3 separate regions of the Mus musculus genome follow, and regions 1 and 2 are each linked to region 3. The links are chromatin loops, found by intact Hi-C in ENCODE. Cell type or tissue: left cerebral cortex. All regions are shown on one strand.

Region 1 (5,000 bases), 62 kb after region 3:
GAATTATTTATGGATTAAAGGGAAAGATATCTTCAACTTACTTGCAAATGATTTCAGAGAAGAAAATTATATGCATTATATATAAAATATGTATGGGGAGAGAGAGAGAGAGACAGAGACAGAGAGAGAGAGAGAGAGAGAGAGAGAGAGAGAGAATGTGAACACATGCAATTGGTGAATCTGGGCCAAGGCTATAAGGGAGCTCTGTGTGCTATTTTTCAAGTGTTGGCTTATTACATAAAATAAAGTAAACTCCCAAACCCACAGTCCTTTCCTCTTGGAGTTTACAGAGAAGGATTCTCAGATGCATATGAATGCAAAGACAGCATATGGATTCAATCTGTGGGTGCTCCTGCTCCCGGCCTCACCCCTGCAGTGTGCAGAGTGCAAAGTGATAAAGGAGAGAGCAGAAGAGCTGTAGGGGTGTAGCTGGAGGGGAAGAGCCACAGCTTCAGGGAGAGGCAGAAGGACGCCACGGAAATCTGCTACGGGCTACGCGTTGGGATGAGTCAAAAATAAAGTCCAAGATGTCTTCTTAGCATCAGTTTTGGTGTTGGATTCTGTCACTGAGCACAACTTCATGCAAAGATTGACTCTCATGGAACCCAGGACTTATTCAGCTTACAGAAGTCTAGCCATCTCTATTCTCTATCTCTGGCAAAGAGGTGACTGAGATGTGCTAGCCAGAAAGGCTCTCCCTTTAGTATGGTGACCAGACCAGCCTGAGTTTCAGTTGTTAGAAGACTGATGGATATAAATGATGGTTGGCAGCGTCAGATTTGTGTCCAGAGAGAGCAAGGAAGTCATGGAAAACTCCACTGTCTGTGGAGCAGTCTTTGCCCCCTTACACACCTTCCTGTCAATTGGTTTACACACTATTTCTATTAATTATTAGCATCTTTCAGACAAAGAGACTAAGTCATAGATTATACAAGGCGTATTCTGATAAGGCACAGAGCTAGGAATTGAGTGGCTGTGAAAACCATCCCTGAATGCTACTCTACCCCACAAATAGCACCATCTGGGGAGATGCTAGGCAGAGACAAGGTGGAGATGGATGGACCAGAAACAGAAAGGCGAATGTCAGAAGAAAGCCCTTAGCATTTCCCTGGCATAGATCTCAAGAGGAATCTTAGCCAGGATGGCCATGGTGGGCACTGGGTGTTTAGAAGAGGAAACGAGTGGTCCTATCTGTATCCAGCCATGACAACAAGCATCATAGTGACACTCCTTCACTGAAGCTATGGGCCCAGTCCTCTCATCTAGCATGAGTGACTCCTGTCAGAGGTGGGAATTGCTGCTTTCTCCGTGGCACCAGCTCATCGGCATTCACTAAGAGGGATTTGTGGCTTTGTGTGGGCAGACTCCAATTGTGAACTTGCCAGCTGCTGCTTCCTGCTCCTTCCTGACACGGAATGAAGATGCAGTGCCCTCCCGCCCAGGCTGGGTGACTACTGAGCAGGCACCAGCTGCTCTGTGCCTCCAGCCTCCCTCTTCCTGGTGACTTGGAATGCAGCTTCACCTACCTGACCCATCTGGACTTCAGACCACACCCTTCCTGGGCAAAGAAGCTGTTAAAATGGAATCGTAGGGAACACTGTCCACGTAGAGCAGCCACTGAGGGGTGGTTGATGTGACTAAGGAGCAAGCACAGGTTGGTCAATTACAGCCTGGCATGAAGGTCTCTAGTGACGTGACACGTAGCTCTTTAAGAGATGTAGAAAGCAACCCACGAAGGAAGCTGAATGGCGAGCTTAGTTCAAATAGTGTGTCAGGGAAGACATTCAGACAAAGTTAAACTGAGGCACGATAAACGCAAGTCCTTCAAAATTCAAGTACTGGAGAGCTTGACTTGGCAACAGATTTAGTAACAGGCCATGTGCAAATGGTCTGCTTGGGTTTTGTGGTGGTTCTTTTTGTTCTCTGGGAACCAGTATTTGCTCATAGCTAACTGCAACCTTGCAGCACCCCAGGCTGCATGTGGGGTTGTTCCCAGTTATAACAGGGTTCCAGGAGGAGAAGGAGGTGTCCCTCCTGAGCTGTCACTCCTGGGCATCTCGTGTCATATGGGAATGCTTTAGAATTATGAAAGGTCAGAAACCTTATTAAATAAAGGCCCATTGATAAACAGTTTAAACTTTCTGGGCTACACAGGCTGTGTCTATCATTCTACTTGGCCCTGGTAGTGCAAACCAGCTACACACAAAGATAAACAAATGGGTGTGTCCATATTCCAGGAAACCTTTATGAACAAAAATAGGCAGTGGGTCAAATTTGGCCCTTCTTACCTGCTAGAGCAAAAGGGCAGAAATGGTTGGCCCAGTGAAGGCTCTGAGGCTGAAGCATGTATGCATTGGTGACAGGCCTGACTGGGGGCATCTTGTGGTTAGGCTGCCCACTCATTGGTCCCCGAGAGAAAGCCAGTTGTGGAAGAGGTACATGGAAGTTTGTTTTTATTGAGGTCAAGGAAGACCCTATAAAATGAATTTGGTACCACCGGAGGCTGGAGAAAAAGGGAGTTGGCTGGATGTTCTTCAGTGCCCACTTTTCTGTAATCAGAGAGTCTTTTCTTCCTCCACGGACCACCCTGCCTCCCTGTCTTGCCTTCCAATCCTGTCTTCTCGCCTCCTTGTACCAGAAGAGCTGGTTTGTCTGACCCACATGCCTAGGCATGTGGGGACACAGCCACAAGTCCCTCTGATCATGAGACATCAGGAACCAGGGATATATATTTGACTGAAACCCCAGTGGACCCTTCGGGTGGGGGAGGTTCAGGGTTACAGGGGCTGCAGATCCATTCATTTGGGGGTCGTGATGGTCAACACTGATTACTAATGTGCCAGGATCTAGATCTAGAATCACCCGGGTGACAAACCTCTGGGCATGCTAGCAAAGGGTTTTCTGGATTAGCTTAATGAAGGTATGAAGACTCACCCTAAATGTGGACAGCACCCTTCCACATTCAGGCAGAGATCCTGGACTGAACCAAGGAGAGCAGTCTGAGCAGCAGCAACCATCTCTCTCTGGCTCCGCACCGTGGATGGAATAGAACCAGCTGCCACATGAGGTGCCATGATTTCTCTGCTGCTATGAGTTGCTTTTATTTTATGTTTTCCTCAAGAGGGAAATAAGTAATCGAGGGGAGGGGGTATCTGATTCCTCAGGAGAGGATTTAGCCCAGGACAAGGCTCTTGGGGTTTGCTTTTGCCACCAGATTCTCCACCGGCCAAAATGGCAGAAGGAGTTAAAGGTGAGCTGCTGCCTCACACCTGTCCCATCAGCTCTCGATGACATGGGTGGGATGACAACCCACTGGCCAGTGGAAGAAGGCTGTGGACCTGTGTGGGAACTGCTCTGCGAATGTTCAGGGGCCTTTCACCTCAGCCCTGTGAGGTCTCATCATAGGCCTGAATGCATCCTCACCCTCAGGTCCCACCAAGTAGCTGGCAGGCCTGTGTCATCATCTTTGCTGCGTCTGCAATAGCCTTCTCTATGGCTTCCTGTCACCTCCTCTCTGGTACCTTGGAGGACTTGAGTGAACGCCCCCCTGGAATTCTGATGAGGCACTGAGCCAGGTGTCCTAAGTCATGCTCTCTCCATGCAGGGAATTCCCAGGGAAGTGGGGAGGATGCTGAGAATGGAACACGCATATCCAAATGCCAGTAATCTCCAATGGATCTTTCCCTGAGCCTGAATGATGGGCAAGCAGGTCTGGGAGCTAGCCTAAAAGTGGAGGCAGGCAATGAGGCCAGCCACTGGCTCTCTGCTCGCACTGAAGCTGGGAGATCAATGAAGACTTCAGACAGAGGGGATGGAACTGGAAAGACCCCATCACATCCTCCTATGTTCCCTGTCTGTCCCTAAGGTCACTACCCATTTTATTAGCAGCCTCAGTTTCTCAACTTGAGACCATTTAACACCACAGGGGCTGATGATGTCCCCTCTGGAATGGGACTATACCCAGTAGAGGCTGAGCAAGTCCCTGAACCTCCACAGGCCTCCATGTCTTCTTCATCTGTGAAATCGTGGGACCTGCTGCCCAGGACTCGGAGAAGGGGTGGTGGTGGTAGAATAAATCCTTATGTATAAAGCCCCAGAAATAGCGCCTGGTACAGACTGTGTTAAGAATAATGGTATCACCCAGCTTCTGAGAGCCAGAGCTCAGGAAGGGACTGAGAAGGATGGACACAAATAGGAAAACATCAAAAGAGAGAGAAGGCTTGGAGGAAAGGGAAGGAAGAGTGTGTGTGTGTGTGTGTGTGTGTGTGTGTGTGTGTGTGTGTGTGTGTGTAAGGTGGGGCCCACCGGTGGCTGGTTTTGACTTGAAGCTTGGCTCTGTGCTCAATTTCTTGTTCTCCCTTCTCCCATATAATCTCTCTCCAGTATTCTGAAGAGTTCTGCTTCCACCCCCCAGCAGTTGCCATGGTGATGAAAAAATCTGGACCCAGTGGAAAGTTCTCTGTGCTCTTGGCAATGAGGCTGCAGCACCCTGCCTCCTGCCTGCCTGCTTGTGCGTGGGCGGCCAGCTACGGCGGCTGCCAGGATTCCAGGCCAGCACAATTCTGATGGGGGCCCAGCTCTGCTCCCACGGAATCTAGGATAGGAGCCCTCAGACAACATGTAGCCTGCCCTATTTCACAGGTGAAACACTTAGCCAGGCAGGAACAGTGACTTGCTCAAGTCTGCCCACGCTTCAAACCCTATGGGTCTCTCTCTCTCTCTCTCTCTCTCTCTCTCTCTCTCTCTCTCTCTCTCTCCCAGGCCAGATATGAGTTTGGTGGATATAGCAGGTCTGAGGACATCATAGATGAAGAACAGGCTAGCTGCAGAGCACTGCAGGCTGCCGGGGAGATGCAGAAAAGAGTAGAGCTGTGAGGAAGACTCCACAACCTCTGCTTCTTCCCCTGACACAGCAGTGTCGAGGAGCTGTGACTGAATATTTGTGTGTCCCAAGCATTCATGTACAGAAATATAATCACTACTGTATGATATGAGGAGGC
Region 2 (5,000 bases), 110 kb after region 3:
CTACCTGACTGCCCTTGCTGGTACTTTTCCACTGGCAATGGGCAGGAGACTCCTGTTGACTTATTTATACATCTCCCTGGTTGACTTATTTATTTATTTTTATCTACCTTCAACAACAAGTTGGGCAGAAAACAATGAGGCAGAACAGCCTTGAAGTCAAGTGCTTCCCCATGGCCCAACTTACCCACACAATGGAAAGTCTGGTGCTAATTACCTCCCAGGGGCCCTACCTGTCTCCAGAAGAGACTGCTGTCCCTGCCTGTTTGGAAAGGTGGTATGCCATTCCAGGCAGGGTGTAGGAGCACAGCTGTCTGAGACCACTGTTTCCACATCAGAGGCCCAGCTTCCCTAGAGGGGACATGGATATAGGTGGGACATCCTCAGGGCCCTTGTCGGGGAGGGCAGAGGGCTTCCAATTATGGGCCTGTCATGGGCACAACAATTTCTAGGTAACCAGCCAACAAAAGGGCTATTCTGAGGCTTTCCTAGAGTCCCAGGGCCTGAGTGGGGGACACTTAGAGATCCTGACCCTGCTATGGTGGCCCAAGCCTGGATCCCTTCCCCAGGGCCCCACTTGGTACAATCCTTGTCTCATCTCCATGACCAAATCCCAGACAAGAAGTAATAGAGAAGGCTCGAGGTAAGCAGGTGCTCTTGGCTGTGGTGGCGGAAGTGTGAGGCTGGTTGCTTACATCTTGATGGACTAGAAAGCAGAGGGGCGGAGCTATCAGCCTTAAACCTGATTCCCTGTGACCCAGTTCCTCAACCTAGGCCCTACCCCTCTCAAGGTTCTACTCCTTCCTAAACAGCACCATCAGTTGAGAACCAAGTATTCAAACAAAGGAGCCTAAGGTAGTGTAATACATCCAAACAATAGTACCTGACCGCAGTGCCAGCTTCTTCTTAGGACGGGAAGGGAAGCCATGCCTTTGTGGGTGTTCTCTGGACTCAGTCTGACCATTTTCCACCAAGCACTGCAAGCAAAAGCCTGGCTCCAGCAGACTTAGTGAGGTACCTGGGCAGAAGGCAGGGCTGGGGCACCCTGTCTCCACCCTACTATGTGATCTACGACCGACTGCTAACCTAGACTAAGGCTTGTCTCTCTAAGAGTCTCACTTTTCAGTCTGGAAAAGAAAGATACAGAGTATATGACTAGTCAGGCCTGTTATTTACTCCATATTCTGGGAGATTACAGCATCCTCAATGTTCATGTTGTCCCAGGACTTGAAAAGTAGTGGCTGATGTGGCCAGAAAGGCTTCTCAAGGAAGAGGCTGGGCAAGAGAAAGAGGCTAAGCAAGATGCAAACCGATTGCCCTAGGAGAGCAGCACTGGGGACCAGGAGGGAAGGGGGCAGTTCTGCTCCCACTCTGCACAGAGAAGCACTACAAGTGACTTACTAAGTGCAGCCTCAGGAGTTCCTGGGAGGCGCAGCACCCCTTTCTGCCTTCTCAGGAGTAAGCAGATGAGCAGATTTGGGCTGAGAGTGCCAGAGGCTCCAGGATTTATAGGAAACTTGGAAAGCCCAAGAAGTCAACAGTACAGAGCAGAGGCCACCAGCTGCTAGACTAGGGAACCCTAGGGTCACTGAGGCAGAGGCCACGTTTACTCACTTTTTACCTCTGGGCACTTGAGGTGCAGACAATGCATACTGTTGATTCTGAGCCATTTCACCCCCCTCCCCCCCCCCACACACACACACTCTTGGTTACTATAAGTACTCTGTTGATGACCACAGAGTGGGCACTAGGTCCTAGCTCTGTCCATTACCCATCTTGTCCAGCTTTTTTGTCAAATGTACTCCTGTCCAAGTGTAGCACGCTATGTGGAAGGTGTTGGTTTTCACACCCATCCCTGAACGTTGCCTGGAGACGTGACTTCTCTGGGCCCATCTGGACTTTAAATGGCGAATGCCAGCTGCAAGAGGGCTGCCAAAATGACACAAAGCCTCAGTGGTCTCCACAGCCAGGGCACCAGAGAGGATGGCCGTCATCTGACTCACCGGGGTACAAACACAAGGATGATTTACTACCTGACAGGATGGATGTGGTCACTTTGGCCAGCACCTAACCACATCCCTGCCAGGGTCTGGCAAGAATTATTTTTCCATTTTTAAATAGGAACAAACAGAAATGATAAGACATTTTCCAATGAGGGGGACACTGAAACTGATTAGCCTTGGAAAAATTGTCCCCAAAATAACAAGACAGCTCATCATCCTCTATGTGGATGGGAAAGAGGGGTGGGTCTCCCTGCCCAGCAAGAGGCCCCACTCAGCCATTCCTCACATCTGTGCTTTGCTGGTAAACCAGCGCAGGGGAAGCCCTGTATCAAGGAAAGGAGAAATAGACAGGTTGCCTGGAAGCAAGCTTTCACTATTATTTGTTTGAATAACACCCCCGCCCCCCCCCGCCCCACCCCGTCCCCCACCAAGTGCTGTCAACTCAGACCCAGAGCTGGAATAAGAAAGATAGTGACCAGGCTGGGGACAGTGTGGCTCTGCAAAGAGGAAGGTTTACACTGCAGAGCTCCTGGGGAGAAGAGAGGCACAGCAGGCGCTTTCGTTCCCTGCACAGAGCTCTCACCATTTCCCGATTCAGTGCAGAATAAATCAGCATCAAGATCAGAGGCATCGCCTCAAGAGTTCCCAGCCGGTGCTGAGAGGAGCGTGGGAGGTGCTGCTCACCTGCCTTGGTACAGGCACTGAGCTCATTTGTATGTGGTCCCTGCTATGTATCAGGCTGTGCTTGACACAGAATGGGGGCCTGCGGCCTTGGACAATGACTTGGAGGGAGACTAGAAAATTAGAATAAATTAAAGCATCCGCCATCACTCCTGCTCACAGAGACGTGTTCAGACTACAGATTCAGGAAAGGTCATAGTCATTTTATGCTCTAACCTGGTATGGTCATACCCAGAGGTGACCTGTTACTGGCACTGGCTGATCCAGCATCAGTCCTATAACCCTGTTACAGGCAGTTCTTGTTCTGACTGTACACTCTGCTAAAAGGAAGGCCCCTCTTTCCTAAAGAACGGAGAAGGGGCAAGTGCACAGGGAACCTCACGCTTGCATCCTGGGGGCCTGGAGGAGTCTCGTATTTCCCATGTGACTTTCATGCTACTGGTTTTGGAGGAAGGTCAGGTACTGAGGTGAGGTGCTTGTGCTAGGCCAGAACCATGTCTACATCCCTGAGGGCAGACCAGAGGTTGGCATGATTGCTGTAGAGGAAACATGACATGTCCTGGTCAGACAGATCTCCAGTGCATGTCAGAGCTATGTTCTAGATGCTGTTGCTTCTGCTCCGAATTGTCTACTCTTAGCCACTACTCTTTCTGGCCCTGGCCTGGGCAGTTCTGCAGTACTTCCTTCCCCGGTTCCTTCAGCCCTGCCTCTGCTCAGCGCCACAGCAGCTTCTGAGGCGTGGCCTTGAGTGTTCTTCATCCATGGTCCCTCTGATGTCTCTCTGCTTCCCTCCTTAACAGCAATTCCCTCTCTGGCCCATGAGTGCAAGTGATATAATGGCCAAAATGGCTCTCTGGAAGAAAAAAAGCCCAGATGTGTGGCATTTGCCATTTTCTACAAAGTAAGTCCTTCTATCAAGACTAAACCATACTGCTCTCTTGAGGGTTGAAGGGAACAACACAAACCCCGATTTTCTTCCAGCACTGAGAATACAGAGGGGCACAGGATGAACTTTCTTTAGCATGGAGCAGCTCTGGTAGGGGCCCCAGGATCTATGCATCTCCCGAGGAATGTGTCACCCTGGAAACATGGCTAACTCTCTGCAGCTTCCCCCTGGTTGCCAGCAACATGACCTCTGAGCTTGACTTCCCAGAGATCCTTCTGAGCTGACAGCTGTGTTGCCTATGATGCTTGCTGGTGGGTGTGCAGGCATCTGAGTGAGGTAGTGGTGGCTGGAGGGGGCTGCTGCCAGCAGGAAGCTGGTGACTGTAGCTGGCTCTTTAATCAAAGGCACAAGTGTATTTGTTACCTTTGTATAAAACGCAGGCGGCAGGTAAAGAATTTAACAGCTTATGGGAGTTCTAATTAGAGAGCCAATTATAACTCGATTGACCTGCCTTGCTTTGGAGGGCCTGGAAACTCGCATGTTGTCCTTAGGAAGAAGCAGATTTTGCTTCTAGTTTGTTCTGGGAGATCTCCGCAGGGATCTTTGGCTCTGGCCCCATGCATCTGTCTAGATCTGGCAGCCTGGTGCAGAGGATGAGAGAGAACCTGCAGGGCCCTGGACTCCTATAGGGAGGGGCCGAGCTTTATTTATGAAGACACAGCATCCACTGTCAGAGGCTGCTCTGTGCCAGGCTAGCGGCTTCTGCTGCATTTAGAAGGACACTGGCCAGAATTTCAATTATAGATCTAATCAAGAGTCAACTCTTAGCTAGGCAGGATCCCAGGCCAGTATGTATGTGTGTGTGCGTGTATGTGTGTGTGTGTGTGTGTGTGTGTGTGTGTGTGTGTGTGTGTGTGCATGTGCGTGTATCATCTCCCTACTCCTCTCAGCAAATCACTGTTGTTACCAGCCTGGAGAACAGGCACCAGACAGACATGAAAAGGGGGTGCTTCATACGTCTAAACATTTGTCATTTGACACACCTGCAGGCCTCTAGCTCACATGTGTGATCATGGCTTACTCCTGCTAGGGTGATCACCACCATCCCTCATGGATAGAAGAACCGAGGCCCAGAGAAGGAAGGCAACTTGCCCAGGGGCCTCAGCTCTGTTGTGTGGAAACTGTGTCTAATTCAAGCCATGTCTGCTCCTGATGTGTAGCCAAGAGAGGCTGTGCCGTCTGAGCTCCTCCTTCTGCACGGTGCAGGAGCAGGGCTGAGTCCCGCATGGAGAGCAGAGAGGACTGAGCTCAAGGACGTGGGATCTGGTAGAGCCACAGCCAAATCCCTTCTACAGGGACAAGCAGTGGCATCCGCATGATTGACTGGTCAGAGCCTAGATTTCCCACGAGTGTTGCTTCTCTCCTGCTCCCTA
Region 3 (5,000 bases):
GAGAACCTCCTCTGAGTTTTGGGCGCCTCTGGGGCTGGACTCTACAGTGGGCTGTGCGCGGGCTGGAGCCGCTGCCACAGCTGCACCGGGGCCTTCCGCATCCACCCCCTCCGCCAGCCCCGCACCCACTGCATCCAACGCGCCGCACCCGGGCTGCCTGCAGCGCAGCGCCTCGGCCGGGGCCAGCGGGGCGGGGGAGCCGGGCGGGGCAGGCCGCGACGTCCCGGTAGTCAGTCCCCGACCGCGGAGAATGAATGGGTCGCGGCGAGCCGGGAGACGTACAGGGCTTGGACCGCGGCCTCGGGGTGTCCTCAGCCACCTTCAGACCCCCTGACCAGCCCAGTCGGGAGTCCCCCCTCGCTTGCGGTCCCCTCCTTCCTCCCGGGGGGCGCGGCGCGGGCGTGAGCTGGGAAGGAAGGAGCCGGGGAAGGGTGGGGTTGGGGGCAGGAAGGCGAAGGCTGGGGGGCGGAGAGGGCGGAAGCGGCCGCCCTGCGCCCGGGCGGGGCCCCGCAGGGTGGCCGCGCGCGTGGCTGGGCCGTGCGACCTCGGTCCCCCTCCCGGTGCCGCGCGAGACGGGCGCGATCGCTCGTGTCCGCGGGGAGGCCCCTTCCCGCGGGAGGTGCTCGGCTCGCGCTAATTGGGGCGGCAGGGCGGGGGAGGAGAGAGTTGGCGCGCTCCTCGGTTTCCATTAGAGACGCAAAGTTTCTGCTGGGGAGGAGGCGGCGGCAGGCTCAGTGCCTGGGGGAGCAGGAGCGGTGGGAGGTGCTGGAGATAGGCAGCACCACGGTCCTGGGGCCCCTTTGGGTCTTCACCCTAGTGCGGCCCCTCGCCCGGCATGCCCCTTGTCTCTCGCTGCTCCCTGGGCGGCAGGGAGATGCCCATCTGTACGTTTCCGCTTTCTCTGCCGCCTCTGGATTGCCAGATGCGAATATGTGGTTGGCCGTGTGCGTGTGCCGTAGCCCCCTTCTCCCTCGCCAGGCAGAGCTGACATCACCAGCAGCACCTTCAGCCCTGGCAAGGTGGCTAGGTCGTTCTCGGCAGGTTCTGGAACGCCTTTGACCCAAAGCCAGAATGACTTGGGGTTGAGGTGGGGGAGTCGTTGTCCCGAAGGTAGATGCACTTGACAGGCCTCTAGTCAGAGAATTTTCCCGAGGAGGTGGAACTCCTCTCCTTGGTGAGCTGGTTTCTCCTACGAGGTGTGACAGTGCTTCCTGTCGTGCAAGACTGACATGGCGAGCATTACATAAATCGTGTCTCCATTTGCCTTAAAAGTAGCTTCCAGTAATGGATAGAAGGGAAGACCCACTTAGAATTTAAAAAGTAGAAGTTCGTTCTCTCCCAAATCGATAATTAACTGAGTTGCCACGGAAAAGAAATGAGCTCCAGTGCCATCGGATTTCTCTTGGGGTTTATTTTGTAACTGGCTTTATTAAAGCATATATTCTCCTGGCTAGAGGCACAGGTTCAGAGGTGCAAAAACTAAATATTAATGCAAATGAAAACCACCTTTGTGGCCATTTAGTACCTAGAACATGGAAATACCGAGTATTGGCATTAAAGCAGAGTCCCTGTCAATCTTAAGGTGGGCAGGATTAATACCAGGAAATGATAATAGTTACTCCTGTACACGAGGAAAGGGGTAACGTATCGCCTCATAATTGTGGTGGTTTCTGTGTGCTTCATTTTTGCAGTTTTGTAACAGTCCTAGGATTCAGTCTTTCTCTAGCTTTAGAATCATAGGATAATTTGACTGAAAGGTATTAGCCATTGTAAATGGTAGGCTTTTAGCAAATAACTGCCTAATTTAAATGATTGGAAAGCATTTATTATACTGAAATGAAACCTGGATTGGTAACCCATTACTGTATATTTTTCTACTTAATTGTTTCTCATAAAATGGGTATAAAAGCCTGTTAATCCAACCCAATACCATTATGTAACGCCAGTGTGGAGATTTTGGAGGGCCCAAAGCTATGCGCAAGGTGCACTAAAAAGCCTGCCCCTGGACAGGATCCTGGTCCTGGCTGCCTTCTTGTCCGCGGCATTGGGCTGGGTCTCTTGGATGAAATCAGCAACCGCAGTGTTTATGGCGCAGTAGGTGGCGCTCTTCCTTCTCTGCCTGCTGCTGCAGCTGCTGCTGAGGGTACTTTAACCACTAGAGGCGCCATTTCCCACATGCGACTGACTGGTTTCTTTGCAGTGCTTAGCGCAAGCCGCAGGCCAAGCAAGCCAAGCAAGCCGCAGGCCAAAGAAATGAAGCCAGCAGAGGCTGTCACTTCGTTGTCACCCTTTATTGTTAAGCTAGCTTGAACAGTTTTCCTTTATTGAAGTAACTGCGACTAAATGCCAGTACTAATGAATTCAGCACACTTTTAAAATACTGATTAGGAAGAAAAGCCCCACAATTTTAAAGTATAATTAGGAAAGCTAGGTTATTATCAACCAAACTTGTCTAGATTAAATTATGATCTTTTCTTTCTCTGTGTAGGCTGATCAGCTGACTGAAGAGCAGATTGCTGGTAAGTTGAAGACTCTGGAGAGTCCCCAGGAAACTGGGACTAGGCTCTGCTTTGGCCTTGTGTCTCCTCTCTTGTCCCTCCCATCTACAATCTGTGTGGTTTTCTAAGAATTCTTAAGCAGCAACAGTGAGGTCAGGTATTTTAGGGATGACATGGAATGGACTCTGCTATGCCTGTCACACTCGGGTGTGCATAGCTGTGCTGTAGAATGAGATCCACCGAAGCCGCTACTCTGAAATAGACTTCATAGTTCTTAGGCCATAAATCTTTTAGTAATCGACCAGGAAAACTCCTAAAACACATGGAAAAGGTAAACATTAGAGTTGTAATAATTGGAAAGTGAGACATCAAATTGGGTTTTGTTTTGAGATGGATGTCTCATACTGTAGTGCCGGTTATTCTGGAACTTGCTATGTAGACCAGGCTAGATTTGAACTTAGAAGATCTGTAGTTTGCCTCCAGAGTGCCACCATGCCCAGCAACTCACCTTAATGTATTGCTCACTGGGCAAGGACATTCGCTGCTCTTTGCAGAGGACTCAGGTTAGGGTCCCAAGACCCATATGGAAATTTGCAGTGGCTTATAACTAGTTCCAAGGGGTCCAATGCTGCCCTACCCTCTGCAGACAGCAGGAGCGAATGTGGTATACATAAAGACACATATACAGGGGATGCAGGCAAGTACTATACATAAATTAATAAAAAAGTTTCTGTTTAGGACTTCTGAAAAAATGTCCTGAGTGTGACAGAGAAAGAGTGTGGTGACTGCCTGGGAATGCATGTTTCTAGTAACCATGTTGCTATGAAACAAGCTCACTGTGGCTATAAAAGTGCAGCATGAAAGGACTCTCTTGAAGGGACTTTATTGTACCTGGTAAATCGGCAGTCTCAGATTACACTTAGTGACCAATTTAAGTATGTTCAAGCTAGTTTTCTTAAAAAGTAGGATATTGTGACTTTATTGAGCCTGGTCACTAGTGTTTGTTTTCTGGGCTACTATGTGTTAGCCAGACCAACAGGTCTATTGTGATCATTATTTCAGTAGGTTGAGGCCAGATGGGTTCTGGCAACTCAGACAGCTTGTTGTGGCAAGCCCCAGTGAAGTGTGTGTCACAACAGTGTTGATTCTAAAGAGTCAACTTCTCTTTTCAGAATTCAAGGAAGCTTTCTCCCTATTCGATAAAGATGGTGACGGCACCATCACAACCAAGGAACTGGGGACCGTCATGCGGTCACTGGGTCAGAACCCAACAGAAGCCGAGCTGCAGGATATGATCAACGAAGTGGATGCTGATGGTAAGGGCTTTAGAACTGAGTGAGCACCAGGGATATTGTGTAGTTCAAGTTCAGACTCATTACAGAATGAATAAGGTCCCTAGAGCAAAGCTGTGTGCAGAGTCACTTTCTCTGGTTGCCTCAGCCTCCTGACATTAGAATAGAAGACTGTAGGCCTGCCTGTCAGGTCGCTCTGCTGGCTGCCGTAGTCTAGAGCATTTCCTGGATTGGTTCACTATTGTTCTTTTCTGCTTACTGAGAGCTACAGCCCAGTCTTTTATCAGCTGCCTGCTGAGGCTGCACCAAATCCTGTGTGGGAAGTAAAAACAACTTGCTGGAGAACCTGCTTCTTAAAGGAGCTGTTGTTTCTCAAAGGAGGAAGAGCCCGAGGGCACTGGGTGGAGGGAGCACCCCTCAACTTTAGTAGAGTCTGAAGACTATAAGGAATCTGTGGAATCTTAGAAGGGAAGCTGTGCAAGGCTCGGGCCAGCAAAGCCAGCAGCTTCCCCATGACATTGACTGTTCCTCCTCTAGATTACAAACTTACTGCTCCTATTTGTCAGTGAACTGGTTTGGAGGCACCCTCTCCCCTAATTGAAAAGTCACATATATGTAGGAATGATAAGTTTTAAAGGAGCTAAGAAGGTACAATATGAACCTAAGGTGTGCTTTCTAGACAGTTGCTGTGAGAGGAGCCATTTGGGAAAATATGGCGCCATTAAGTGTCGTGATGGACTTGGGTTTTGTGTGCACATTGAAAGACTTGTAAAGGTTCTGCTCCTCCTCGGTGCTGCTTCTGGTGACAGAGTTGATCCTCTGTACGCAGCATGGGCTGGGCCTTTCCTGTTGTATGTAAATCCTGGGAGGCCAGGCTCAGTAGGGAGCGTGCATTTGACTATCATATCATATGGAACAGTTGGAGAGGTTGAATAAAGCCTTGTTTTGATACCAAAAGCTATCTTCTCATGCTTATAGATAACACTTAGTTGTTTGTTTTTGTCTTACATGAATAGAGAATCTTTGATGGTGTGTTCACGTATATTGGTATGTCACTGTGGGGATTGAACCGAGGGCATGAAGCCATCCATACACAGTAGCCTTGGCAGTTACTTGTTTTAAATGTTCTGGTGAAAATGAATTGTAAATAACTACTGGTTTTTGTTTTTTTCCTAATTTTATTTTTGATTTGAAGCTAGTGTTAATGTGG

What was found. Hi-C counts contacts between places; a loop is a spot of excess contacts. Peaks named below come from ENCODE experiments on the same cell type or tissue, not always from the same donor. Only the 100,000 strongest peaks of a DNase experiment are listed, where the experiment ranks them.
Region 1: a loop joins it to region 3, with 2.2 times the contacts of the local background. A loop is called at or near these places in 14 of 42 quality-filtered maps.
Region 2: it touches region 3 in a loop (2.5-fold over the local background); 6 of 42 quality-filtered maps call a loop at or near these places.

The regions. Positions count from the first base shown.
Region 1 is chr12:100,261,620-100,266,619 of GRCm38, forward strand. No RefSeq gene overlaps it. Among named protein-coding and RNA genes, the nearest start is that of Gm10432, 12 kb to the right of the region's middle. In left cerebral cortex, a CTCF peak has its summit at 3,008; DNase peaks (open chromatin) are centred at 335, 1,394, 2,932, 3,685 and 2 more places; H3K27ac peaks cover 4,567 bases.
Region 2 is chr12:100,311,470-100,316,469 of GRCm38, forward strand. All of the region lies in intron 19 of Ttc7b (tetratricopeptide repeat domain 7B), which reads right to left. Among named protein-coding and RNA genes, the nearest start is that of Gm51958, 35 kb to the right of the region's middle. In left cerebral cortex, no CTCF peak of the experiment used is centred here; DNase peaks (open chromatin) are centred at 1,994, 2,646, 4,184 and 4,782; H3K27ac peaks cover 4,851 bases.
Region 3 is chr12:100,199,905-100,204,904 of GRCm38, forward strand. Calm1 (calmodulin 1) reads left to right here. Exons shown (of 6, transcript NM_009790.5): 2 at 2,489-2,519; 3 at 3,671-3,814. Among named protein-coding and RNA genes, the nearest start is that of Calm1, 3.0 kb to the left of the region's middle. In left cerebral cortex, a CTCF peak has its summit at 2,127 (motif pointing right); DNase peaks (open chromatin) are centred at 82, 696, 1,163, 1,576 and 5 more places; H3K4me3 peaks cover 5,000 bases; H3K27ac peaks cover 4,738 bases.